7 separate regions of the Homo sapiens genome follow, and all the other regions are linked to region 2. The links are chromatin loops, found by intact Hi-C in ENCODE. Cell type or tissue: IMR-90. All regions are shown on one strand. Region 1 has its middle 56 kb from the start of SLC35G4. Region 2 overlaps PIEZO2 (piezo type mechanosensitive ion channel component 2). Region 3 has its middle 31 kb from the start of LINC01255. Region 4 overlaps PIEZO2 (piezo type mechanosensitive ion channel component 2). Region 5 overlaps PIEZO2 (piezo type mechanosensitive ion channel component 2). Region 6 has its middle 5.5 kb from the start of PIEZO2. Region 7 overlaps PIEZO2 (piezo type mechanosensitive ion channel component 2).

Region 1 (4,000 bases), 510 kb after region 2:
GTTGTTTCCAATTTAGGAGGTCTGTGGCAGAGAAGGGCTGGTAGATGAAAATCTGCTGCCCTACTTGAACCTGGCCTTGCTCATCATGATAAATTTGTGCTCAAGTCTCATGGAGGGGCATTTGTAAGGCTCGGGTGTGGCCAGACTGGAGGTGGCCCACTGCGTCACTTTGCTTTTCCTCCTTAACTTTTACAGGCAAAGGCTCGGATTCTCCCCTGTGGGGTGATGGTTGAGACTCACTTTCCTCTGAGCCTGATTCCTCAAGGGCCATTTGCTCCATGCCTTGTCTTAGCTCTAAGAAGGATGGATATATCAGAGCATAAGGGGGAGGAAATTCCCTATCCTCTGGAGGAGCTTGTAGAACCAGCTTTTCCTAACTCTCCTGTTGCCTTTTCTTTTTTCCGAGGTTCTAAGCGTAATTGATTTTTCAGCTGCCTTAGGCTCAGCCTGGACCACCAAGGCTTTACAATAGGTTACCAGACAGGGCTGAAGCCATTTGGGGTGAGTCTAGACTACGTTTAACCAGGAGTCAATGTATGGAAACTGATCTGGGTGCTCAGGCTGTCCTCCAACTCCGGTTACTACCCTGAACACATGGCCAATTGCTTCCCTATCTATTGTTCCTTCAGCTGGCCACCCGACATTAAAAGAAGGCCATTTTAATTCACAAAGAGTTTTCAATCTTTGCAGGGGTCAGTTGAACTCCATAATCTCCACCAAAACCTTTCTTGAAATTCTTTAACATACACTCCAACGGACTAGGTTTTGATGCTTTTCTTCCCATTTCCACTCTTGCGACGCAAGAGTACACCTGGCAGTCCAAGCCTGAAGCCCTGAGTGCCTGGATCTGCTGGTGAACAGTGGGGCTGAAGTGGAAGCCACAGAGTGGCAGGGGGGCTGAACAGCCTTGCATCTAGCCACAGAGATGGAGGAGCTGGGGTTTGTCACCCATTTGGTCACCAAGTTCTGGGCCAACGTGAATGCTCACACCTTTGCAGGAAACAAACCCCTGCACCTGGCAGCTGGACTGGGGTCCCTGACTCTCCCCTTCCTCCTTCTGAAGGTTGGTGCTGACATCAATGCTGAGAACAAGGAGCCCGTGTGCCCACTGCTCTCACCCGCTCCTCTGATAGCGACTCCGACTCTGAGGGGCCTGAGAAGGACACCCAAAGCAGCTTGCAGGGCCACGCGCCTCTTGACCTCACAGCACCAAAGTGAAGACCTTGCTGCTAAATGCCGCTCAGAACACCACGGAGCTGCCCCTGACCCCACCCAGCCCTGCAGGGCCAGATAGTAAATATTTTTGGTTTTGCAAGTCACACCTTCTGTGTCACAACCATTCGACTCTACCCTTGTAGCACAGAAGCGGCACCCAGGGATGATAGGTCAACAAATGCCTGTGGCTGTGTTCCAAAAATTTTTATATATAAAATCAGCGGTGGCTACCATACTGTAGTTTTGACCCCTAAACTTATAGTATAAAGGTATTAGATGAAGCCAAGAAGAATGTTTCTGACAGGAACAGTCACAAGAAGCAGAAGGCAAAAAAAAAATGTATATTGATAGTTAAAATTAGCATGTAGAATCTCTAAAAAATGCTTGCAAATCAACAAGGTTTTTTTCTACAGAACTTATCAGAGCTTTTCAAAATACTAAAATGCTTTGTGATGCTTCAAAGACTCTACAGATTTACCCAAAGTTAGTGCACCTCGGTGCGTCTCTGCTGAGGCTAAACCATGCCACCCTTCAGGACATCCCACCAAGTGGATCTTTCCAGCCTCCCCTTATTTCAATGTTTCATGGCTTTCCTTTCTACATAAACAGTATCCACTATCACTTAGGTCAGTGAGGTTTGGAGCTACATTTCATAGTCCCTGATTCAAACGCCAATAGAACTACTAATAGGAGCTTAAAGACTTGCAGCCACTTCTGGATAGAGGGAGATAATGGGAAGGTAGAGCCATCTACAGGAGACATGTGGTACTGCACAACAAGAGCCGTGAGGAGCAGGTGGGCAAAGGGACTGAAAAATGCATCACAGCACCTGGTAGAAATGGCTCTACGCCCTCTTTATTTAACATAGAGATTTAGCAACGAGGGCAGGGTTTTCAAGAGCAGACCTTTTGTTTTTGTTTGATGGGGTTGGGTGGAGAGACGTGGTCTTGACCACAATTTATGTTATGACAACATGTGTGAAGAAGAGAGGATATTTAAAGTAGGTGTTTCCTTTGCAGGCTTGAATGGGCATTCGACTTATACACAAAAGTGCACCCATTTTCAGTGTTTCCATATCAGCACCAATGTCATTTAACTGTAAGATTCTTTTTACCATAAACACTTGGGATGCTCAATGGTTTAAAGGACATTCTACACAAAAGTTTGAAAGCTCTTAATTACAGCAACTAAAACCTCACAATGGTTTTCTAGATATGTCTTTTGTGTAGTATTTTGAAAAATGGATTTTTCTTCCAAAGAGGTTAGGACAATAGCATTTATGCCATAAGAACTCTGTTTTTTTGGACCACATTTTGTGATAAAAAGCAAATGAGCTTTGCATTTAGGAGCTCCAGGAAATCCTTGTTGCCCTTAGAAATCTGCCCCCTCACCCCGACAAAGGGCCAGACAGCTTGGAGGTAGGGAATATCCCCCTCCATAGGCTCACCAAGACGTGCAGCTGGCTGTATGTTCTTTACTGATGTCCTGTGAGCCCTTAAGGTATTTCAACAAGGAGCATCTTGATTTTCTGTGGATTTATGGAAGAAAATGTATCTCTCCAAATGTGTATAGTAGTTCCTCCTTATCTGCAGGGAATAGTTCCAAGACCCCCAGTGAATGCCTAATACTGCAGATAGTACACAACACTATATATGCTATATATTTTTTTACTATACATGCATATATACATACCAGAAATACAGTTTAATTTATAAACTGGGCACCATACGTGATTAACAACCATAACTACTAATAAAATAGAACAATTAAGACAATAGGCTGTAATAAAAGTCATGTGACTGTGGCCTCCCTTTCTCTCTCTCAAAATATCTTACTGTTCTGCACTCACCCTTCCTGTGGTAATGTGAGATGATACGGTGCCTACGGGATGACATGAAGTGAGGCGAATGGAGACATTTTGACATATTGTTAGGCTACTACTGCCCTCCTGATGATACATCAGGGAGAGGATCACCTGCTTCACATGGCCCCAGAGCATCGCACCATGACAACGTATTTTTTGCTGGGTGTCAGGAGCAGACGATGCTGATGTTTGGGGATCCTGGAGAATTGAAGGGTTTTTCTTTTTTGTTTTTTTGTTGTGTTATTTTATTTATTTTTTTTTTTTGCCAAGACCTGCTGGAAGAACATTGCAATCAGATGTTGTGTCTTTATTTTCAATTCATCAAAGTGTTGCTGCAGAGATTATAATTCTTCAGTGAGAATATGAGTAATTTTAACACTGCATTCCATCCTAAGATATGCCATAATTTGGTTCTTTAATGTCTGTGCAATTTGAAACACTTCAGCACACTTCGATTATGTCCATATTGCTGGTTCTGCTTCATTTCTTCATCTTTCTCTGCAGACGACTCAACAAATTCTTCCAAATCCTCATTTGTTAACACTTCTTGATGTCCTTCAATATCTTCTGCCACTTCAGCAAGCATGTCAGCAACCCTTCTCCACCAACCTGTCTTGCTGCACGAATGATTTTCCTAACTTCTCCACTGACCCCAGAGAGGCTTTTAAAATCATTCATGGCTTCACTCCATAAGTTCCTGTAGCAGGCATCTACAATTTCTGGTTTTAATTCATCCAATGCAGCTTTGAAGAATGTTATTGCATTAGCAATAGTGAATGGTTGCACTGCATTATGTCCAGATTAGGGTCTGCATCAATTGCTGATAAAATGTGATCACATACAGTCAGTCATCAATGAACAACATAGATACATTCTTAGAAATGTGTCATAAGATGTTTGTCTCTTTGCATGAATGATGAA
Region 2 (4,000 bases):
CAACCTCTATAGCTTAAAGTAATACATAGAAATTCATTAGCATGGTCTGCATGCATAAAATCCCTCCCGCAATGCTGGGCTCAACAAGCGATTGGGTGACAGCAGCACACTCTTTGCAGAAGATAACACACATGCATTGACTTTAATTTTGCAGACAAATGGAACATTCTGTAGGCAGAAAGGGGAAAAACAGACAAATGGAACATTCTATAGGCAGAAAGGGCGGAAAAAAGCTATTGCAGGCTCCAAGATATTAGAGACATCGTTTGAACAGATTTCTTCTTAAACTAGCCTGCTTTGGCGAATGTTTTTATTATGCTCCATTTTCTGGTTTTACGTCACAGAACAGTGGTGCTCTCCTGTCAAACATTCAAGCAAATATCCTGAATACTCCTTTCTCACTCTCCTCTAACTGACATATATATAACTATATGTGTCATATAACTAACATATATATATGATCCACATGTAATAGATCCAACTTAAGAAGTGAGGTTATATAGGTCAATGGGATGACATATATTATCCTATATCTTTATTGGTTGATTGGATGATTATATATGTCATCCTATTAACCTATATAACTTCACTTCTTAAGTTGAATCTATTTTAAATAGGCACACACACACACACACACACACACACAAAATTTCTTCCCCTTTTCATCACCACTCTCAGAATTAAAAACTAGCAAAATAAGCTAAAATACTTGATATTTTAAGATCCCTTCAAGGATTTAGCTTCCTGATGCATTCTTACGAAAAGGAAATACAACTGCATTAACCTCTCCAACCCTCCCCACCCCGTATAGACACACAGACTCTGCTTTTTAAATGAGAGCTATACAAGTTGGAACAGCCTTGGATAAACTGTAGTCCAGAAAGTCAAATATACACCTCTACAGATGACATGAACCTGCTTTAACTTTTCAGGAAAAGCCTCAAAAATCATAGAGTTCTTGTTGGCTAAATACCATCTGAAAAAAAAAAAAGGCTTCATATCAGCTATGTCAAACCAAAATCAGAATTTTCAGTAGTTGCTCTTCAACAAGTCCAGAAGAAGTCCATTCTCTTCCCTTTTAGAACAATACATTTTAGCTATTTCTTCTATTATTATTATTGACACCTTACGCTTACTCCTTTAGCACTGTTTCTAAATATAACCTCAGAATTAAATTTTGAACTCCTTGAGTTTAGAGACATTATTTTATTTATTTTTCTTTATATCTTAAGTCCTAACTAAGAAAATATCCAATAAAGGTTGAGGAGGTAATGACTAAATTGATCAGAACATAATCAGGGTTTTAACTGTCATCTTCACTATTGATAAGTAAAGCAATTCTGTGGTATAATTAAATTAGCTACATAAGGGGATGTTTTGTTGCTGTTTTTGAACAATAGCACAGAAGTACTTGGCTGGGAATGTGAATGTTACGTAATTTTCAGGATTGTATCATTCATATAGAAAATACATATTCTAATATGATCTATGTACCTGCATATTAGGTGCATTTGTACCCAGAGTAGAGACGTCTCTTTCTGAAATCATTCCTCCTATCTTTTGGTCCTCGTCCCCATAATTATCCTCAATGTGGGCGAAAAAAGTGTATTTTGGTTTCACATTAAGTCAGTTCTTAGTGCCACTTTTCTTCCCAATAAATTTGATTTTCATGAAGTTGGATTCCATTAGTCTCCTTTCTGAAAAACATTCTTACTTTTTCACAATTCAAACCTCAAATAACACTTAAAATAAAAGATCAGTTAAAATTATTTTAATTTTTCTAGAAAAATTAGGAATGAGGCCAATTAAATGGGGTGAGTGGGAATGGTCCGAAAGTCCTTGAAATGCCACATTGAACTGTTTTCTACAAAACAGCTCCCTCTGGTGGAAGCAGAACCCTTTCTCTGGGTGAGACCAGGCACACAACCTGGAAAGTTAGGGCATCCTCTGAAAACGGACAGTCCAAGGCAGGTGGGAGAAAAGACGAATTCTAAAACCCGAACTATGAAATGGTTTGTCTTCAAATTAAACTGTTCTCATCACTGCCCAAAAGTTTTTGGAATAATCTGCCAGGGAACCCTAAACAGTCATGTATTAATATCTGCAAAATATGCAAAATTCAAAGTTCAGAGAAGCTGCCCTCCAGCTGCTAAGTAGATGGGACTACATAATTCACAAGTTCCCAAATTTAATCAAGAGCCCTAAGGATAAAGAGAAAGAGAAATTAAACACCGAGCTCAGAAGCTGTGAAAGTCTGTGCAGATTGGAGGAAAGAGTGGCCTTGGAAGTTCAGCCTCGAGTTCATGAATAGACAAAGGCATGATTTCAAAGCAAAAACAGCCCTATAGAATCCATCCTGTACTCCACACAGTCACTTTCATTGTTTGTAAAGGTCAGTGGGTTTTTATACTAAATAGCTGGAACTGAAGGACATCATGATGTTACTCATTGTTTATTTTACCATATTATCTCTCCACATCTGTGGTCTTTTGTGTTTACACTACATTTTTTCATCATTTTTCTACGATGTCAATTTGTATGGTTCTTCTTAATGTAAAAAAAATACAAACTATTGCTGCTTAACGACAACTTATAAAAATGTAAATGAATGTAAATGCTATACAAATTTGGAAAATTGAGTAAAACCCAACAAGGAACCTACTTACTACCTCTTTATTGAAATCTCCAGCAGAGTAACATCCATTCATTCAGTATCTATATTACCACTTAGGGCAAAATGCAGTGGCATTGAAAACTATCTCTAGGACTGAGCAGAAAGAGTGACAGTGACTCTTCTCCATGACTGCCATGCCCCAGGTATCTCTGTCTAGATGACCATCTTCTCTGAGCTCCTGGTTGGCTAGCGTCTTCTATCCATCATTTCTATTTCAGATTACTTGCTGAAGGCCAAATCATCTCTCTGGTAAAAATGCTGCCTCTCAGCAGTGTTCTGGGGAGAGACAATATGGAGTACCTTCTAGTCATCTCCTCTAAGGATGATCAAATATACTTTCATTGAGGTCACACAAGGAAAAGCCTGCCTCTGCCAATGAAAAACACTAAGAAATCCGCCTGTAAAGATGACTTCTCAGAGGACAGACCCTGGATCTGAGATCTAGCCCTCGTCCCCACAGTCTCAGGAGGAGGGCTGCTATGAGGAGCCAGGAGCAGCTGTCACAGCTCAGTCACACAGGGTCAGATCCCACCCCACCCACGCAGGCCTGCAGGCTGGGGATGGCCATGTGCACTTCATACACACAGTCCTCTCTGACCCTTGTGTGGCCACATTTTAGATAGCTAGTGTGGGAAGAGGAAGTTTGACTACTTCATCAATCAAAACAGTGAATGAATAAACATCACCAGTGACCAGTGTCGGTTTCTTGTCTGCAAAACAATGATGCCCTGAGATAATGCTGTCTGAGCTAGACTCGCTGTGGTGGGAGGCAGGGTGGAAAGCTGAGGTTAGAGAACAGGGTGACCTGTCCACAGATGTGGACTCTTTCCATCCTACATGCTACTGCATCTCAGTGCCTGAGAGGAGGCTACCCATTAGAAAGGCAATCGTCATTGTCACCAGATGGGCATGCTTGGTCTCAGATTTGCTCAGATGTCATACACCTTTGGGGGGCAGGAAAAGAAATGCCAGAAATAAAATCCATAGCACATTAAGTAGATTGTAAAATGTCAGTATGTAACTCAAGCTAATAAAATAATTCAGGGATGCTAATCAACCTTCCAAGTTGAATTAAATTTATGGTTAAATGAGATACAGAAAATACTTCTTCAAAGAAGAATCTGAGGATAATTATTGGTTTTATCAGTAATTTGGTTCTAAAGACAAAAATATATTATCCAAAAAAATTGTTTGGCCATAGAAAGGAGGGGTACTCCAGATACAAGTCTAATTGGCTAACCATAATCCCAGCCTGATCAAATTTCTAGTATGTTTTGTTGTTAACGTATGATGTCTGTATAAATGAACACTTGGTAGAGTAGATCA
Region 3 (4,000 bases), 480 kb after region 2:
TTCCATGGAACATACATTTTGCAATGCAGTTAAGGAGGGAGGGGAAAAAAGTGTCTCTCTTGCAAATATTCTATGGGGAAAACAGCCTGTTGTATGAAGAATCCCGCTCCCCACAGGCTCACCCTAATAGACAAAATCTGAGCATCTACAGATGTGCATGAGGCATGGGCTCTGGTCTGTGCCAGATGGTGACTATGTTTTCCTGCCCTGGGAGAAGGCTGTCTGCATAAGACATCTCATTCAGCAATCTATTAGGACTTCAGAGGCTTTTAGGGGTGACAAGAGCCCACATAAGGATTTAAGAGAGTTAAAAACAGATGTCTGTCTCTTTTATTCCTGGCTCTGAGTCTTTATTGTGAGAAGGTTGCTTTATTGGCCATTTTTCTGTAGAGTTAATCTCCCATTAGAGTGGCTTAGAGCTACGGCCCAATGGGTCTGCCACCTATTTTTATAAATAAAGTTTTACCATAACATACACACTATCCTTACATTTGCATATCACCCATGGCCACTTCCATGCTACATTGCTAGAGTTGAATTATTGTGGCAGAGACTGCTAAGCTTAAGACATTTACTATCTGACCCTTTACAGAGGCCTGCCAACTCTAGACTACAGGCTAAGAGCAGGACTGGTAGGCTTCCACCCTATCACAGCATTCCCCCGCTCACAGCCTCTGCCCATGTTTCACCAGATGGATGAGGCGCTCCCTCTCAGAACGAAAGCAGCCCAGGCACAGTGTTTTGGAAGAATTCCAAATTGTCATCATGTTGCTTGGAAGGTGGCTGGTTTCTTCTGACCCACTCAGCAAAGGAACAGGACTGTACTGTGGGGGACCTACTCGATGCCCATGGCTTGATATAAAATGAGAATCCAGCAAAAGGTGCTGAGGGCTTTGGAGGCTGTGGGTGTGGCAGTCCCTGCATGAGCAGACTCACGTGGCCGCCCTCACAGGTGCAGACACAGTAGGGCCATGGGGTGCCCAGCATCAATGGGAAAGGCAAAAGAAATGAGCTTCTTTATCTCATCTACCCAACAATGACAGAGTCTGACTCATCAACAGGCAACTGCAGCCATACTTTGGGTGGGGGTCCTTAGGGAGCCAATAATTTTAAATTCAAAGTTTGGAGAGGAGGGAGCCTCTGGCTCCCAGGGAAAGCATCTCAGCGACTGACACTAAGAAACTTTCAGAGGCCACGAGCTGATCTTCGGTATCTGCTTGGACTTGGCCTGGAACACTGGGTTTGTCCAGCCCATGGGAGAACCAGAACTAAAGAGCTTGACCACCTCAGTGAAGGGACACAGAGGCCAGGCAGAAGTTTCTCTGCATGCTGTTCTACTCTCTGCCTAGCACTGACACTACAACTCCCAATTCTTCTGTATTAAAAGGAGCACCTGCATATATGCTAACTTTTCAGGAACAGCACACTGACATCTGGCCACTTATGTTTTTTCTGGAGCAAGATACAAGTCCCCTAATTAATTATGGATCAAACCATCAATGCCTAAAAGAGGTGAGTTTCATTCTCATAAAAGGAGCTCAGTTTTTTTAAAGGCTTTCATGTGAATTTTCAGAGCCTGGCAGCATCTTTCTGCTGTGCTTAATAGCGAAGGGTGAATGCTTCATTTTCTACCAAAACACGCCTTCCACGTGTGGGGATCTCCAACGGGCGTCTGGAGCTCTTGGCTGGAGAGGCTGCCTCTGCCCCAGTGCCAGGTGCGCTGGAGAAAACAGGCATGGGAGCACAGGAAGGATCACGGCTGTCGCACAGGAGGCATGGAGCTGACGGGACCTCCAGGGGCACAGGATGGGGTCAGGATAGGCGAGGACCTTTGGATGGCAGGAGATGGCAGAGCATTGAGAAAGAACAGATTCTGCGGAGCTGCGAGGTGAGAGCGAGGGTAGTGGGTTTGGGCTCTGCTATGCGAAGCCGGCTTTGGGTGTCCTTGCATTGCTGGGCCCTTGGGGGCAGGTTCTTGCACCTCTGTTGGCGGATGCGTGCCCTCTAGTGGCAATTTATGGCAGCCAATTCTGTCCTTAACACTGGGGGAGTTGTACATCCCATTCAGAATATGAAAGCTATGCGTTTATCTCCCCAAACCCACACTTCTGAAAATGCACACACAGTTTTGCTGAAAATATATAAATAAGAAGATCAATGAAAGGACAACTCCACCGACGAGACCTTGAAAAAAACACCACATGACTACAGACCCTTCCCGGGTGGCCATGGGGCAGGGCAGGTCGTCTACCCATTGGCCAACAGAATATTTTTTTAATGACACTTAATTTGCAGATGCATAAAAGTGTCTCTGTGAAAACAAAACCAAATTTCAAAGGGGCTCAAATCGCCTCAAATCTTGGTAGCAACGGAGCATGTTTTCAGCAATTAAAAAATGCCTTTCATTTTGGCAAATCCCCTATTTCCTTCCAACCAGTTCTGAAACTACTTTACCATAAAATAGCCCTAGAAATGTTTTTTTCTTCCAGGAAGGTAAATTCAGTTTTTAATGTAAAATAATTTTAGACCTCCCATTCAGACTCTTATATTCATGGTATGCTGTAATTTATTTATTTAAAATTTAAACCTGTTTAAGCTCTGATTTATTTTTTAATTTTTATTTAATATACACAACTTTTATTTTTGAGATGGAGTCCTGCTCTGTCACCAGGCTGGAGTGCAGTGGCATAATCTTGGCTAACTAGAACCTCAACTTCTCGGGTTCAAGCCATCCCCTGCCTCAGCCTCCTAAGTAGCTAGGATTACAGGCACACGTCACCACCCCTGGCTAATGTTTTGTATATTAGTAGAGACGGGGTTTCACCACGTTGGCCAGGATGGTCTCGATCTCCCAACCTCATGATCCTCCCGCCTTGGACTCCCAAAGTGCAGGGATTACAGATGTGAGCCACCGCATCCGGCCTATATACAACTTTTAAAAACACCAGCCAGCAATGCAATTTTTTCTCTTTAAAAAAAAAGAGATTGTTTTCAACCATTCTAAAAAATTTTTAAACTGTATGCAATGTGCACCCTAAAATTCCACCAGATAAGAGAGAAAGGGGAGATAAAATTTTAAATTTTAATCAACTGTAATTTTCAGAAAATAGTAAGATTATATATTAGAAAGAGGAGAAGCTGTCTTTATTTGCTAACCTTTATCTATGTACCATTTCCAACAGAACTTGAGGTCAAAAACCATGTTTTACCTCTTTAAAACCAGTGTTCATATGTACAAAATATGCAGTAAGGCAAGAATATGTGTGGACAACACAAAACACAACTGTATATTTATGTGCTTTAAAATGAATTAATGTCACTGCTCTCACCTTATGCAAAGCTGGAATAGGAAAAAGGAGAGTTTGCATACTGATCTCTCGACATGCCTATTTAGTATTGACAAGACTTCTCCTTAAACCCAGTCTGATTCCAAACCACAGCGTTATCCGAGGGGAACTCCTGGCTCAGGCATGATGAATCACCAGGCTGGAGTCCCGATTCTTGGGGTGGGTACTCTCCTGCTTGGTGCTTTCGTGCTTCTAAGTGGAAATGGCTTCTCCTACTATGGAAAAGGTCTACGTGATAAACAAGCAAAGAAAAACTATCTGTGATCATGGGCCCTAGAAATGAAACATGTTGCTCTTTTTATTTCTTTCATATATTACTTGTCCAGGTTCAATTCTTTCCAGTGGGGCTATTATTGTCTGAGGCTCTGAAAGTTGTACTCATAGGTCAATCAATGTGTATCAGTGACCTTCATCTCTGCAGCCTGTCAGTGCATACCAGTGACCTTCACACCCATCAGTGTGTACCAGTGACCTTCACATCTATCAGTGTATACAGTGACCTTCACACTTAGTGTGTACCAGTGACTTTCACCTTCATACCCATCAGTGTGTACCAGTGATACCTTCACACTCATTAAGGTGTACCAGTGACCTTCACTTTTATGCCTCATTACAGTGTAACAGTGACCCCCCTTCACACCACATGAGTGTGT
Region 4 (4,000 bases), 190 kb before region 2:
CCTCCAGCAGAAGCAAGCACCCCCACAGCCCTGCAAAGGCTCTTTCACAGCTGCGAGAATGTGGGGTTGCAACTTGCTCATCATTAAGTTTTGTTTAGATTTAGAAGTAATGTGGGCACTTGTTGCAGCCTTATTCATGAGAACAAAAATGAGAAATCATCTACGTGGTTAAAACTCAGGGGTTGACTAAATTCTAATATAGCTACACAATCACTTTGCACTCTATGAAAATTACATTTTAGAACATTTTATAACATAGGAAAATACACAGTTTGCATAAATACAGCAAATTATAAAATAGTATGTGCAATATGATTCAAAATTTGTTTGTAAAAAGTACCTATAGACATAAGAAAGATTCTGAAAAAAATTTGGCTAAAAAGCAATAGTATTTATTTCTGGGAATAAGGATTACATTTTAAAGTGTTTTTTCTTATTATTTTATTTTTCCAAATGACCAAAAAACATGTGTTTAGTATAACAGTGTGACAAAAAATATCAATTCAATATTTCTAAAAATAAGGTTAATTCTCACCAGAGAGCACATTTGAAAGCTTTTTTACCAGAAGATAAAAATTGCTTGGACTGTTTTAAGGGCAGCTTTATCTATCCAGGAAGTGAGACAGAAGGGCTGGAGTCTCCGTGGTTATGAAATTTGTGATAAACACCCACCCATGGTGATTTTCTTTATTTCTATGTTTGTTTCCTTCTTTCTCTTTTTCTTTTCTTTTCTTTTTTTCTTTTATCTTTTTTTTTTTTTTTTTGCCAGTCTGCAGTTTGTTTTCTTCCAACTCAGAGTTTGGGGTTAATAACAATACACTGAAATTATGCCCTAGGATAAAGCTATGGTTTAAATATGCTAATTTCCATGTTTTAAAGGAATAAAATGTAATGTCCTGTTATCGGCAAGTTAATGGGGAGGAAATCTACAACAAGGAACTTTACATACTGCATTGTTTAGCTCACATTTTCTATTCCCTGATAAGCAACTTAACTTCCAATGTCTTACTCTATGAGATTATAATAACAGACCTTTTAAACTGTTAAGGGGATGATGTACCGAAATGTCTGTAATAAATTATAATTTTACTTTTATGACAATTCAAATGAAGAGCAAATATGATGTTATTACACTATTAGAACTGTTAATATCTTTACCATAAGATGATAAATTATAGCCCCTGCGCCAAGTGTAGTTCAGTGCTTGTTTTGGTGCCATGTATGAGCTAATAATGATTTTTACATTTTTAAATGGTTGGGGAAAAATTTAAAAAAATTTTCATTAAATGTAAAAGGAATATGAAATGCAAATTTGTATTTGTAGTTTTACTGAAATACAGCCATGATCATTTTACATGGTGCCCAGCTGATTTCACATTATAATGACTTCTTGAAAGAACTGTGACAAAGAGCATATGGTTCTCAAAGCCTTAACTATTTACTAAGCTTTACAGAGAAAGTTTGCCTGATCTAGTATTTTCGAGGTGGTTCTGAATATTCTTTGTATTTTCTACCCTCAGCCGCTAGATGGCATAAAAGATCCTTAAGCCAGTAGAAAGAATAAACCAAAAACCAAAAAACTTCTGCCCTACAGAGGATATTTACATTTTCAATTAAGTCATCCTCTAAAAGGCAGTTCTTTCAGCAGTACAAAACTTTTTGCTATATGTGTTCAACAAACTAAAAATTAAACGTTTAAAGGAAACTAAAAGCATTAATTTAGTCTAGAAATAATGTCTGCACTGAAATTTAGCTTTTATTCACTTCTGCCTGGAGTAAATATTATGTGAATATGCACTATTAAAGAGGCTCCCCAGTTTTACTGTGTCTATACAAAATTCTTTTCTTATTAGACTGAATTTCACTTCTCCAGTTGCCAGGCTAATACAATCAACTGAGCCAACTGGATTTAGAATAAGGTGGGAATGTGTGTGTGTGGATGGGTGTGTGTGTGTGTGGGTGTGGATGCTTGTGTCCAGCACCAACTTTTACTTATTTTAACTGAATTTAAGTGGTCTTAAAGGATTTGACTGAATAGCTCTCTATAGCATGTGCCCTCTCTCTCTCTCTTTTTGTTAGCACTGTATAGACACAGTCAGCCACAACTAGTTTTACCACGGCCAAATTTTACACATAAATCAATCAAAGCAAGGCCACTGGGCCCTCTCACACATTCTGTCTTTATAATTTACGATCACATTAAAACCACATTATGATGTCTTGAAAGGATGCAAACCTGTATTGCTGGTATGGTAATAATATTCATGTTCTTTTAAATTGCAGGTTCCTCATTTCTCAACAAGAAGACAAAAAGCACTACATTACCATCCAGAGGCACAGCAGAGAGAATTCTGGCACCGTCTTCACCTAACACTCACACCCTCTTCTACTGTTACAGAGGTAAGTGGTCAGGCATGAGTGGGGCAGGAGAGGGCACCCCCCACCCACCAACCGGGAACGTCAGGAGACCATAAGGTGATAGTCAGGAGGTTTTTACACTGTTTCTCTAAAATAGTAATTGGTTGCAGCTGGGGGCTTGGGAAGGCAGTCTCCCAATATACAGAAAAAAAACAAAACTGGTGATCAACAGTTTCCCGATAAGACTTCAGGAGTTGGGTGAGTGGGCTCAAGCATGTGCAGTAAGAGGTAAAATGGCGGAGTTTAACTGGTACATGACCTTGTAGGAGCATTCGGTGAGGGAAGAGCACTTCAAGTGAGCGAAGAGCACTTCAAGTGAGCATGCGCACAACTCCAGTAAACAGACTACATGCAGCCCCTCCCAAGGGCTGGCAGGCCACTGTGCATGCAGACAGCCCACCCCCAGGGAAGAATCAGGGGAAAAGGGGCCCAAGACCCCGGAATCAAGCCAATGTATAAAACCCCAGTCAAAGGTCAAACCGTGCACTTGATCTCAAGTCGCCTGCTTAGCCCACTTCCAAGTGTACTTCACTTCCTTTCATTCCTGCTCTAAAGCTTTTTAATACATTGTCACTCATTCCTGCTCCAAAACTTGCCTCAGTCTCTCCTGCCTTATGCACCTCAGTAGAATTCATTTTTCTAAGGAAGCAAAAATTGAAATTGCAGCAGATCCATGGGAATTCGCTGTCAGTAACATACTTTGGTGCTGCGAGACTCAGATGTGTTTCACTGCTAACATTACCATTTCTGTCCCCTTTCTTTTTTCTGGAACTGTCAATTATGAACCTTTCCTCATGCAAAGAAAAGTTCAAATAGGACAGTGGATAACCCTATACTGATCACCTAGTTTAAATAATTTGATTTGTCTTCTCTCTGTTAACTATTCCTATGTATGTATGTATCTATCAATCTATTATGTTGGTTGTTAAGCCATTTTTAAGTTGCAGACATCAAGGCACAGCTTATCTAAATAACTCACCATGTATCTCCTAAAATAATGGCATTTTTCTGTCTACCCACAAAACCATCATACACCTAAGAAATCAGCAATAATTCTATAGTCCAATATCCAGTGAACATTGAAATTTCTCCAATTTAACCCCAAAAAAGTTTTAAGAATTTGTTGTTGAACCAGGATCTGATCTACAGCTGTGCTTCACACAGGTTTAAGTATCTACTGTGCTCCTCTGAACTAGACAGTTGCTGCCTCCACTCTCTATGCAGGCCTCTTTTCCATGCTGATTTTTTTTTTAAAGACCCATTCATTTGCCTTGCAGAATCCACATTTTGAATTCTTTTGATTGTTTTTCTTGTGGAGCTATTTAAACTGTTTCCTAGCCTTTATATTTTCTGTAAATGGGAGGTTAGGTCAAAAGTCTTAACCATATGATGCTGTATAGCTCATCTGTTGCATCACACTGAGAGGTGTGAAATGTTAAGCTATCTCAGTTTTGATCATGTTGACTTCAATCAATTCCTCAAGATATTGATCACACCTTTGGAAAGATGTTATTTTTTTTCTTTGCAATTAGCAAGCACCAACAAGGTTCTACTTTGTCATTGTGCAACCACCACGACCTTT
Region 5 (4,000 bases), 95 kb after region 2:
AGGATGCAGGATGCTGTGTGACTTACTTTAACTCCCTTGTTGGTTTTCCACTATGCTGCTGCTACACCTGCAAATGTGTGTAGCCTGGTTATTTTCTGGCATTCTACAGCTGCTGGAATATCTAGTTTCTAAGACTGTTTCTCTCTTTTTGGCCACTTTGTTTTTCTAAAATAAAGAGTACAAACCAAAGTCCACAAGCACACGTAAGAAAAAGGCAGTCCCAATTGTCCTTCCCTCTCACGGCTGTGACAGTGACCACCCATCAGCGCTGGCTTCATGCTCACACCTGAAAAGTGAGATTTCTGGTCTTCTAAAAAGGCCCTCATCCCAAAATACACTCTTTTTATTGTTCTATCTGGTAGTCCAAAAGTCTAGAATTTTTCAATGTGTGCTCCCAGGACATTAGTGCCAAGGGTAAGAAATAGGGGTTCTGTGGTCAGATAAGTTTGGAAAACACTGCACGTTGTACTAAACTCTTAGAAATTCACCATTTGCAGTAGACACTAAGCTCTGAACAGTCTTGCCATGTTTTAGCCCAGCATTTCTCAAAAAGACCTAATCATGAAACTCAGTATCTCACTGTCATAAATTACTGAATAAATAAAATAAAATAAATAAAAATGTTTCCCAATAGGAATTACATCACAAAATTCAAAGTGCTACATGAGAAGAAAGAACAAAGCATGATTTGGTGAAGAATGGAGAATCAAAAATCAGTGCCCAAGGAGGATCAGCACTGAACTACAGACACCATGGATAAGCTCTGAACCCTCTAATATTGACCCCCCACCCCACCCACGGTGTTGTGTAATTGTTAAGGGGAAAGAAGAAATTAAGTAAGCAAAAAAAAAAAAAAATTTTTTTTCTTATGTTTCTATTAAGAGATGAAGTGCCAAGAATTGGGATGAGGAATACACAGATGGGAATATTTAGAGACTTTCACAATAAGATTTCAAACAATTTTCAACCTCTCTTTGGGCAAGAGCCAAAACAGAAACCTAGAAAGCAGTAATGTCCAAAGCGATAACGAGATATGGACCAACAAAAACTCAGACATGAGTTCCTTTGACTTCAGAGAAAACAAACGCCAGGGCTATTTTAAGGTAGGAGAAGCTGGGTGAATAAACATCTTGGATGACTGTACGATTCTGGTGGGGAATGTACAAGATCTCACTGCAGGGGTGCAGAAAAAATTGAGTAAAATCAGAGTATGATTTTAAAAAGCAACTGAAAGACAAAATCACCAGTGGGCTATTAAATCCACACTTCAAATATGCTCTTTTAAAGAAAATGCATTATATGCATATTCAAAGCTATAAAACATTACAGTTTGGTTCACGTTGCAGATTGATTGATTGATTGATTGATTTAGATGGAGTCTAGCTCTGTTGCCCAGGCTGGAGTGCAATGGCGTGATCTTGGCTCACCGTAACCTCCGCCTCCCGGGTTCAAGCAATACTCATGCCTCAGTCTACAGAGTTGCTGGGACTACATGTGCGTGCCATCACGCCCAGCTAATTTTTGTATTTTTAGTAGAAACAGGGTTTCACCATGTTGGCCAGGATGGTCTCAATCTCCTGACCTCGTGATCCGCCCACCTAGGCCTGCAAAGGTATTTTAAAAAGAGTTTGTTTGACTGGGATACTTCTCCTTCCTTGGGAGATTAGCACTGCATTATCAACATAGATCCCAGAACTAGATTCCATTTGCAAATCTTGAGTATGGATCTACTGGAATAGATAACCAACTGGTGTCATAAGGATAAGATAATATCTGACATTTGTTTTCTCCTAAGTAATAAGTTTGGAAGGATACATCCTTACTCTAAAGATAATTTGCTCAAAAAATTTTGATACCCAATTTAAGAAATGCTTTAGGGACTGTGTCACATCTTTTAAAATAACTTACATGGTGGGAAATTGTTGCACTTTGACAGTGACTTTAACGTTTGAAAACAGCTCAAAATAGTGATAAGTGGAGTCCAGTGAATGAGGCGGGGGCATCCGGCACTGGGTCAGAAATGCAGTGTGGCTCTAAGGTGATGCAATGGCAACCACGATGATGCTTTGCAGCAAAACTGATCATGCTTTGAAAGTTATTGCTAAGAGGTTTGTGGTTGTTAGTGAAAAATCCTAGGAGCTGGAGCCTTCTAGAAAACACTGGCTCACAAGAAACAAAGCCCATTTTATGAGGATCCCTCTTCTCACTGCCTTGTAATCTGACCTTTCATCTTCTCTTGTGACTGAGGATGGATTGCCAGAGGCTGTGTGCTATAGCAGCCTTGTCTGGCCTGCAATGCAAGCCTGGCTCCAGCTAACAACATTTCCTTGCTTACCAGCTAGACTGATTTTGGGCCCCAAGGCCAACACGAGTCAGGATTAACTAAGCATGAGCAAGCTCTAATATTTAGTTTGAAAAATATTTAGTTTGGAAACCAGTGTTTAGTTTGATGAGAGGAAGGAGAGGGGGTTGAAGAACAGGAAGCTCACACCCCCACAGCTAATGCTGGAGCCATGACAGCAACACCTGCGTAGGGAGCCCCAGTGTGAGTCTCTGACCTACACACACCTGAGGTGTTTGTGCAGCCTACCCTTTCCTTTTATGGATAATAGAATTATCTGAGATCTCATAGTCTACAATGTCAATGTAATACTGCAACTGATTACATTCAGTATTTTACTCAGTATCTTTTTCTGACTCAAATCTTGTTTATATCATCCTGTGTTCTTATACGATTGTTTAGCTTCAATTAATAACTATAATGTAGCTTGGTTTTCTTTAAAGGCATGTCTAGTAATAAGCTATGGGTGATGAAGCTCCTTTATTTCTGCAGATACAGAAAGCCAATTCGAATCTAAACATGCTCACACATCTTGTTCATGCTATTCCCATCACTGGTGTGCACAGTCTCCATGATTCTGTATTAGGAGCAGGTGAGGGAGGATCATCGAAATATTAGAAGCTCAAAGCCTAAACTAGAATGTCTCTCCTTCATAATCAACTGTTTTGTAAAATCCTGAACCACATCTCTAACATGGTAAAAAAAAATTATTGTTCTTAGCAGTTCCTAACCTTTCTTTGAGGGCAAGTCCTAAGTGTATGTACATACGATGGTTATTAAGGAGGCCAGAGCGATTTAGATATAAAAATTCCGGCCCGTAGGTTAAAAAGCAGTGATTTATGGCCATACCTTTTAATATTAAAAAAGGCATGTGCAGAAATATTACCCTGAGAATTGTGAAAATATTTCTTAGCCTTGAACACCTCATTCTAGAGATGATGTAATTGAAAAACAGAGAGTTTCTGTAACTTGGCAAAGTCGCATAGCTCGTTATGAACAGGATCCAGATTTGTTCGTTAGACCTTCAAACCTGGGCCCTTTCCAACCTGCATGCTGCCTAGGTTCCCTAGCAGGGGTCCGTGTACCTGCAGCAATGCCAAAGGCAGTGCTGCCCGGCAGGGACAGTCCAGGGAAAGCAGCAGGAGGGAGATGGCAGGAGCAGGGACGGCCCAACTCTGCCCATCTCTCTAATTCACTTCCGTGGTGCTTCAGTTCAAGATTACCAGCTTGCTAAGGGTCTTCATCCTTCTTCCTTTTCTGCACCTGTGGCCAAACTGCTGCCCTAGAGGGTTTGACCGCAAGAGAAAACAGATCGATTTGTGTGGTTCCAGGAGAGCTAAAAACATTTTTAAAAATAATATGCATTTCAAGGATGTGACTTAAGTTTTACCATTGTCAAATGGGTTTTTCCTTCTCTGTTCCCTGCAAAGCAAGTAAAAGGTGTTAATTGCCATCCTGATACAATTCACATTTATGAAAGTCACAGAGTATATATTAGGCTGTTATAAATTTTATATTCAAAGACTTAAAAACCAATCGCTATAGGAAACTAGACCTAACTCTATTTTCAGACTTCTGAGATGTTCAAAACAAAAATTAGTCAGTGAATGTTTTAGTCAATTGGTAAATATTTCTTCAGTGTTCCTGTGTGTTATAGTC
Region 6 (4,000 bases), 110 kb after region 2:
GTGGAGAATGTGGTACCTCTTACCAACTTAATTAAGGAGAATATCTTCTAGCATTGGTCACATGTGTTTTTCTTACATATATGTTAACTAAAAAATTTAAATATATATATATTTCTAGTTCTCATTTATAATTATCATTGTGTCATAAGGCACAATATTTATTTGGAAGTTATTTTTGTTAGAAGCCACAGAGATTTTGGCTCTTATTCTTAAGAAAACTTGGAAGCTGAATGGCTTTCTTCTTTTTGCTAATATATGCTGAGGTTGTACATTTTTAAAAAGCTATCAATTTAATGTTTACAGCAGAAGTATTTTCGAAGTCTCCAAATTCCAAAGACCTAGACAACTTCTAATAATGTGCAGGAGACATGGTCTGCTCATACTTCTGCTAAAGAAGTTATCCCTCATCAGAGCAACGCACAGTGAAATTCACTGTCTCTGACATCTGGCCCTTTGGTGGAATCTTCCTGCTAAGCCTACGTAAAATGTATACTGTAGCCTTAACTGCAGTTTGTGAATTGTAATATGGATGCCGAATCTGAAGCACACTGCTGATTTGTATCTGTAGTTCAAAAACCTTGAAAACGCAGCTAACCGACATGTCTATGGGCCTTATCTTTCCAACTAGATTGGAGGATATGAGGACATGGATAAAATTTCATCTATAAAGCAGAATATAAAGCAAAATATTGTTTCCAAGTGAATCATATTCTACTTACACACTTCCATTACACACACACACAGAGGCATGTGCACACAATCTCACACACACATATACACACTCACCCATAACCACATCAGATATATCTCATATAAAAATAAAAGGACCATGTAAACTTGTATTTGGTTTTTGGAGGTAAACACATAAAGGAAGAGATTCCGATTTGTGGGGAGGATGCTCTGCTGAAGTTGGTGACTTGCCTTGGGCACCACAGGCACCCAGGTGGCCAATGCTAAAACATGGAAACCACCATTCATTATTTACAGCCAACATTGTGAGCAGATTTTTATCTAGCAGTTGTCTATCTGCTGTCTGTGTATTTGTTGCTGAAGCCTTTGAAGAGGCTGCTGGTTGTAATATCATTTTTTCAGAAAGGCTTATCATGCTATAAGAAGACTTATGGAAGGGAGCTGGAATTTGGAGGATAATTTTGCAATGAAATTGTAGTAAGTCAAAGCAAGTTACTAACCAAAAAAAATTACAGGTTTTTTTTCTTTACTTGTAACCACTGAGATAAAAAAATTCAACTTGTCCATGTCCTAAATAGATATTTATTAGTTAATGAATCATAATTTGGATTCTAGCTGTGTTTGTAACTGCATCTGGATCTCTGCAATGGTCATAGAAATGTTAATATTCTTAATAAGCTTAGGTGACTTTCATTCATTGGTTTTATTGAGATTTCGAATATGTGTATGGATATGCGTGTGTACAAGTTTTGAAATAAGCTATTTCTAGTTCTAACACTAGCCTATAACTAATTGGATCCCATCCAATGATTACAGTTAACTAGTTTGAAGCTTTGTTCACTTATTCTCCTGCAGTGCCACCTTTTGGCTAGAAGTATATTGAAAAAATACAAGTACTTCTAGCAGAAAGCATGCAATTAGCCACAATCAACAAACAAACATTGATTATAGCCCATGTTGCAGGCTGATGGGCTCAGAAATACAGCAGTGGGCAGAACCAGCATAGCCACTGCCTTCATAAGGTCACCATCCAGCAATGAAAGACAGACATTAACCAACTATGTATAAATAATGAAGAAAATAATACATGCCTGCAAAGAACTCTGAAGAAGTATTGGGCCTTAGGGGAGAGTATAAATGGTAAACCCAACCTCCTCTGGGGGAGGCACAGGAGGACAGATCCCTTGAGAAGGAGATGTATGTCACATCTTGAAGGGTGAGTGTAGATTCACCAGAATGTAAGCTCCAAGTGGGCAGGGACTTTGTTGTTCATGGCTGTATCCCCAGGACCTAAAAGAGCATGGGGCCCATAGTACAGACGGCATAATATTTGTTGACTGAATAAAGGAGTTACCTAGGTGAGAAGAGAAGGAATAATGTTCCCAGGCAGAAAGAACAGATGACATCCCAGAGGCAGCAGAGAGTACTATGTGTTAAAGGATTTAAGAGCAGTTCACAGGAAATTTCCATATTCCATCAACTGGACGTCCCACACAGCTTAAACCGTTTGCCAGGTCATATGGTTTCCAATTTATGGGCTTCTCTATTTTCCATTAAATTGAAACAGTAGTAAACACTTAAGTACAAGCAAAACAACCGACATAGGCAGTCATAGATCACAGGAATAAGGACTGTCACACAGGAAACCTGGAGTTCGCTGTCTTTAGTGTCCTGTCTTCATGCTGCTGTTCGCTTCTCAGATGGGAGACTCAAAGTGCACTGGCAGGAAGTCAAGAGACTTGGGACATTTCAGTTCTGGCAACCTCTTGCTGAAATGTTGCTAAATAAATTGCTTGACCTTTCTGGGTTTTGTGGGTTTTCCCACTTTGGGGTTTTTGTGTGCTCAATCTGCTTTCTTTTAAATCTTTGTACAGGCAGAGCAAATGTGTAGATGCCTTCTGGGCCTGCAGCAATACTGTAGCCAGTGAGATGCAATTCCTCGGGCCAAGAGCACATTCCTGTGATCCACTTACTCCTCTGTAAATGGAGGGCATTGGCGGGCATGAGCAAATGCTTAGCCACACTCCTGAAACAGGAAAGCAGACCTTGAGGGTGAACTTCCTGACTGAAAAGCTTTTCTCCGTAGGTCAGTGTGACACTTTCTCTGGCTTGCCCAGTGACAAGATAAACATCATGGGTTCATCTAAGATTCTTTCAGGTCCTTCAGACAAGAGTTTTGCTTGTTCATATTGGGATGTGAGTACATGGCCCCTGTATTACGGTTCTCTAGAGGGACAGAAAAAATAGGATAGATGTATATATGAAGCGGAGTTTATTAAGGAATGTTGACTCACACAATCACAAGGTGAGGTCCCACAATAGGCTGTCTGCAAGCTGATGAGCAAGAAAGCCAGTCCGAGTCCCAAAAGCTCAAAAGCAGGGAAGCCGACAGTGCAGTCTTCAGTCTGTGTTTGAAGGTCCAAGAGTCCCAAAGCTGAAGAACTTGGAGTCCGATGTTCTAGGGCAGGAAGCATCCGGCACAGGAGAAAGATATAGGCAAGGAGACCAAGCCAGTCTAGCCTTTCCACGTTCCTCTGCCTGCTTTTATTCTACCCGTGCTGGCAGCTGATTAGATGGTGCCCACCCAGATTGAGGGCGGGTCTGCCTCTCCCAGTCCACTGACTCAAATGTTACTCTCCTTTGGGAACACTCTCACAGACACACCCAGGAACAATACTTTGCATCCTTCAGTCCAATCAAGTTGACACTCAGTATTAACCATCACAGTCCCCTTACTAAAATAAGCAGAAGACAACAGTGTGCTTCCCGTCAAGTGAGAAGCAAAACCTCTGGAATCAAAATCCCTCAGCGAGATGGGGGTCCCTGTGTCCCCTTGCCTGGATTATTACTGGCATGGGGTTCCTTCTCTCTTTCTGATGAAGGAAAAAATGCATTTTCTTGTATTCTGTTAACACAGCTGAGAAAAGCAAGCATTTTAAAAAAGAAAACATGCTATAAAATTAAAGGTGAATGAACCCCTGTTGTATAAAATGTCTTTTCCAAAATTCAAGTTTCTGATGTTATGCGTCTCAAAACAGTGACAACTCTTTGAGATTCTGTCAGATAACTGCTCTCCCACCTCAGATGAGTCTAGGGCCAGCTACAAAATTTGTGAGCTGCAGTGCAAAATGAAAATGTGGGCTCCTTGTTCAAAAGGCAGAAAAAAAAGTGCTACTCAGAATCCTTAAATATAAAGGTTTTCCCTTTCTTCTACGGCCTCTCTCTCTCAAATTGCCATAGCACTTTATATGGCCATTTAATGTTCTAAGTGAGTAAAAGTCAAAATCATTTAAATTATTAGCATAATTTA
Region 7 (4,000 bases), 110 kb before region 2:
GTTGCAGCGCAGGCCGTGGGTGGGGGACGCCTTGGCTCCCCCAGGCCATCGGAGAGGAGCTGATGTAACAGTTCTGTGACAGCCAAGCCTTTTCTTCAGATTCATGCTTTTTACTGATAAATATTGTGAACATTACATTTACACAAAAGAATGTCTGACTAATCTCTTGGCACAGCGCAGAATCCCTTAGTTTTAAATTTGAACCAGTTGAAAAGCAATCAATACACATTTAAAGAATGCAGCAAATATCAGACTTTTAAAAAGTCTATATATATATAGTGTTTTCAAATTTGAGGTATTTAATCGTACCTAAAATGAAAGGTAAAGCGTTCTTAGACAAACTACAGAATTTTCCTCTCTCTGTGGTTTTTCAGTAGTCCAGCTCAAAGCAAGCCAGACTAGTGCTGTCTACAACTCGTAAGCTTTTCTGGGGTTGATAACTATAGCAGGCTCGCTTTATTTTATTTTATACTCTATTTGCTTTAGGTCAAATTGGAGATATAAAAACTGCATTTTTAGGGGAATAAAATGTGTAGAAAGAGGGCAGGAGACCAAACCCAAAGAACTTAGACGTGGATTAATGTATTTAGACTAAGGAAGATTCAAAATTTCACAAGCATACCCTTCCTTAATAACAATACCATACACTGGTGTGGTGACGCCCCACTCATAGGGCAGCCTTGCAGCTGTGATCTCACAAGAAAGCAATACGTGAAGGCTCATACACGCCATTAGGAAAGAAAGAATGAAGTCTGGCTTTGAATAAGTATCAGTTTCCATATTACAGTAAGGGAAAGCGGGGGAGCTATGAGGGAAAACCTGAAGGCTTCAAATCAAAGGAAGCTCCATGGACTCTGATTCCAGAGTACACTGTCATCTAAGAAAACGTTTCATCAAGCCTGTCAAACAGACAGAAGTCTTACCAAAGTCAAAACAGAGGCATGGCCGCTCCAAGCAAAGAGGGGCTGTTGGATACTCACTGCTCTCATTTGCCAGCTTAGGACTCTCACTGACAGGCACGCTTGATTTGTTTTATTTTTGTGCTGTGATTTCCCTGTTCCACCAAGCACTCTGCACTTCCCTTTTGAGGGGAGGGAGCCAGAGTTTCATCCTTTTTTAAAGTCCAGTTCTTAAACAGTGCCTGGCACATAAATATTATAAATAAAATAAACACAAAAGTTTTGTTGTAAATGAATAAATGTTATAAATGTGGAACAAATGATTTAGCCATTCAGATCCCAGGCCTTCATGCCATCACATCCTGTTCCACAAGTACGCATTAAATTCAGATTTTTCTGGATCTAACATTATAATAGCCAAAAGTTCCCCCTATTTATTAGTGACCTAGAGAGATTTGTGGCCATCTTCCTTGGAGCATCCATTTCTCCCCTATTTTACCGGCCAAGACATCTCTTCCCAGGCAGTAATTCAAAGAAGAGGAACATTTGGAACTAGCCTATAAAGCATTTGGGATGAAAGGTGCAGAGTAATGCACGTCTACTCACGGTGTCCAAAGTCAAACATTCCCCTGTCCTACTTGTGCAAAACTTTTACAACACTTCACCTTCATCCCTGTTTAATGGTTTAATTCAAATGCATTAACAGGAGAGAGAAAAAAAGATTTTTTGGTTTGTCTCACTGCTGACTCAAAATGATTTACGGTACTTTGCTGAGGTTTTGGCTGACTGTGGTCTCCCAGCTGCTGTTGTAAAGGTATCCATGCATCAGTCTTTATGTAAACACTCACAGCATTAACCACAGCTGCAATATGAATTAGAGCCATAGAAAACACTCTTGTTTATGTGATGAGCTGGAGCACCTCAACTCACTGCCCTTCTGAAATGGAGAACTCAAGAAAAGAAATTAAAAGTGTGAGCGAGCTGCAAACGTGCACGCATCATATGAAGGTGTTATGCTGCTGCATGCATGGGTACCCCACATATGCTGTTGTGACTGAGGCAATTCATAATGCTATGAATTCCAGACCAGCGCAAAGAAACTCCGAATTATTTTGATCAGATTCAGACATGTTTTCCCATATCTTTAAGTAAGATTGGAATGTTTGAACAAAATGCTTTTGCCAGTTGCTTGCTGTAAACAAAAATTTTGCATTTCAAAAGTTGCATGTTGAGACCATTTCAAAAAAGGAGTAGAAAATCACATCCACAGCCTTTGAGGGGCTGAGAAGTTATTGGCAAGACTGTGAGAGGAAAATGCCTCTACCAACCTCTCGGGTCTCAGGACAGATCCCGCTATCCTCTCCCATAACTTAGTCTTTTACAGTGTTTAATGGAGTTTGATACAATAGAGCAGATGGACGGAATGTTAGAATGTGTATGCTTGACCTGAGGGAGATCTTGGGTTTATAAAAGTAGGAGTGGTGGGAGATATGTTATTATTTCCTGATCCTCCTTTATGGTGCTGTAAACAAAAATAAAATTCTAAGGCCCCCAAGAGACTGAATGGACTGCCCCTCAGCCCAGGAGGCCCAAAGAAGCCTAAAAAACCAGTTCAGACAATGACAGGAAGGTGGGGTCCAACATGCCTCATTATACCCTCTTTCCTTTGGAGTTGAGGCACCACGGACCAGCATTAACATTAAAACAGAGATCCTAAGACTGACAGAACAAACTTTTTGTGGCAATAAGATACCAAATTCCAGCCTGACTGGTATAGCATCACATGACAGCAGGCCTTGAGGTACATCTAAGTATTTTACCTTGAAATATATTTCTTTCACATATCTTGAAATGGCCCTGCAAAGCTGTCTCTTGTGGGGGAAATTTACATTCTTTAGAAAATCTCCTTTCCTTACTAGGTCGCTTTGGAGAGTCTGACACCCTTTAAGATCCCATAAAAGACATTAGCATCTATTGTCTCTGAAGCAAGCTACCTGGAGACTTCATCTGGATGACAAGAACTTGGCTTCCACAACTCCCACCCTCTTACCTTAACTAAAGCTGATTTCAACTCTTCAGGCAGAGCTTAACCCTTTCAACCAATTGCCAATCAGGAAATCTTTAAATCCACCTATGACTTAGACGTTCCCCCTTTCTGGGCTGTCCAATGTACTCCTTATATGTATTAATTTATGTCTTTGCCTGTAACTTCTGTCCCCTAAAATGTATAAAATCAAGCTGTAACCTAACCAGTTTGGGCACATGTTCTCAGGACCTCCTGAGGCTGTGTCATAGGTCATGATCCTTAGCCTTGGCAAAAACAAACCTCTAAATTGATTGAGACCTATTTCAGATACTTTTTGGTTTACAACACCATGGATAAAACCTACATGATCTGGTCACATTTACTTAATGAGTTTCTCTCTATCCTTTGAAGAGAGTAAAATAACTAAAACATCTTGTCAAAAACAAAGACATAGGCAGTTATTAAAGATAAATTTTTTTGAAATTCTGTCTTAAAGTCAAATGTGTCTTAAATTTAGAGAAAGAGGTCTTTGATGTCTCTGTAGGTAACCGATGTCTCTATAGGTAACCTCCTATTGTTTGTCTAAAAGCACCATGGTATGACATACAGAGGCTGTCCTTGGTTTTTCTAAGCCTTTTTACTTTAAAATAAATAAAGAATAGCTTATTTTAAATGGTAGAATTTTATATTTGCTATTCTAGACTGCAATTATAAAATTAAGAACTCTGACATGTAACTGTATTAGGTGCAAGTCACTCATGATTTGGTAGGGTCTGAGGTGTAGATCTCAACTGAATAATTCTTCCTACTCTCTCTCTTCTCTATTTATCTGTCATCCAGCTATCTAAATATATATCTACTTATAATTTTATTGTATTTATTTATTTATTTATTCTGAGACGGAGTCTCGCTCTGTTTGTCGCCCAGGCTGGAGTGCAGTGGCGCCATCTCTGCCCACTGTAAGCTCCGCCTCCTGGGTTCACACCATTCTCCTGCCTCAGCCTCCCAAGTAGCTGGGACTACAGGCGCCTGCCACCACGCCCAGCTAATTTTTTGTATTTTTAGTAGAGACAGG

Evidence for each region. Hi-C counts contacts between places; a loop is a spot of excess contacts. Peaks named below come from ENCODE experiments on the same cell type or tissue, not always from the same donor. Only the 100,000 strongest peaks of a DNase experiment are listed, where the experiment ranks them.
Region 1: it touches region 2 in a loop (7-fold over the local background); 4 of 110 quality-filtered maps call a loop at or near these places.
Region 3: it touches region 2 in a loop (2.9-fold over the local background); 2 of 110 quality-filtered maps call a loop at or near these places.
Region 4: it touches region 2 in a loop (4-fold over the local background); 87 of 110 quality-filtered maps call a loop at or near these places.
Region 5: it touches region 2 in a loop (2.8-fold over the local background); 14 of 110 quality-filtered maps call a loop at or near these places.
Region 6: a loop joins it to region 2, with 4 times the contacts of the local background. A loop is called at or near these places in 25 of 110 quality-filtered maps.
Region 7: it touches region 2 in a loop (2.3-fold over the local background); 3 of 110 quality-filtered maps call a loop at or near these places.

What each region holds. Positions count from the first base shown.
Region 1 is chr18:11,551,559-11,555,558 of GRCh38, forward strand. No RefSeq gene overlaps it. Among named protein-coding and RNA genes, the nearest start is that of SLC35G4, 56 kb to the right of the region's middle. In IMR-90, a CTCF peak has its summit at 1,964 (motif pointing left); a DNase peak (open chromatin) is centred at 1,943; H3K27me3 peaks cover 630 bases.
Region 2 is chr18:11,039,131-11,043,130 of GRCh38, forward strand. The region is part of intron 2 of PIEZO2 (piezo type mechanosensitive ion channel component 2); the gene reads right to left. Among named protein-coding and RNA genes, the nearest start is that of PIEZO2, 110 kb to the right of the region's middle. In IMR-90, a CTCF peak has its summit at 1,883 (motif pointing left); DNase peaks (open chromatin) are centred at 1,881, 2,451 and 3,361; H3K27ac peaks cover 1,164 bases.
Region 3 is chr18:11,517,272-11,521,271 of GRCh38, forward strand. No RefSeq gene overlaps it. Among named protein-coding and RNA genes, the nearest start is that of LINC01255, 31 kb to the left of the region's middle. RefSeq lists an enhancer at 1,775-2,275. In IMR-90, a CTCF peak has its summit at 2,013 (motif pointing left); no DNase peak of the experiment used is centred here.
Region 4 is chr18:10,850,409-10,854,408 of GRCh38, forward strand. The region is part of intron 7 of PIEZO2 (piezo type mechanosensitive ion channel component 2); the gene reads right to left. Among named protein-coding and RNA genes, the nearest start is that of MIR6788, 93 kb to the left of the region's middle. In IMR-90, a CTCF peak has its summit at 1,535 (motif pointing right); a DNase peak (open chromatin) is centred at 1,553; H3K27ac peaks cover 173 bases.
Region 5 is chr18:11,134,197-11,138,196 of GRCh38, forward strand. The region is part of intron 1 of PIEZO2 (piezo type mechanosensitive ion channel component 2); the gene reads right to left. LOC124904249 (a long non-coding RNA gene) reads right to left here. Exons shown (of 2, transcript XR_007066288.1): 1 at 3,732-4,000; 2 at 2,803-3,623. Among named protein-coding and RNA genes, the nearest start is that of PIEZO2, 13 kb to the right of the region's middle. In IMR-90, no CTCF peak of the experiment used is centred here; a DNase peak (open chromatin) is centred at 2,275; H3K27ac peaks cover 668 bases.
Region 6 is chr18:11,153,033-11,157,032 of GRCh38, forward strand. No RefSeq gene overlaps it. Among named protein-coding and RNA genes, the nearest start is that of PIEZO2, 5.5 kb to the left of the region's middle. In IMR-90, a CTCF peak has its summit at 1,551 (motif pointing left); a DNase peak (open chromatin) is centred at 1,529.
Region 7 is chr18:10,927,393-10,931,392 of GRCh38, forward strand. All of the region lies in intron 3 of PIEZO2 (piezo type mechanosensitive ion channel component 2), which reads right to left. Among named protein-coding and RNA genes, the nearest start is that of MIR6788, 170 kb to the left of the region's middle. RefSeq lists enhancers at 1,766-1,875, 1,886-1,975. In IMR-90, no CTCF peak of the experiment used is centred here; DNase peaks (open chromatin) are centred at 129 and 1,719; H3K27ac peaks cover 1,739 bases.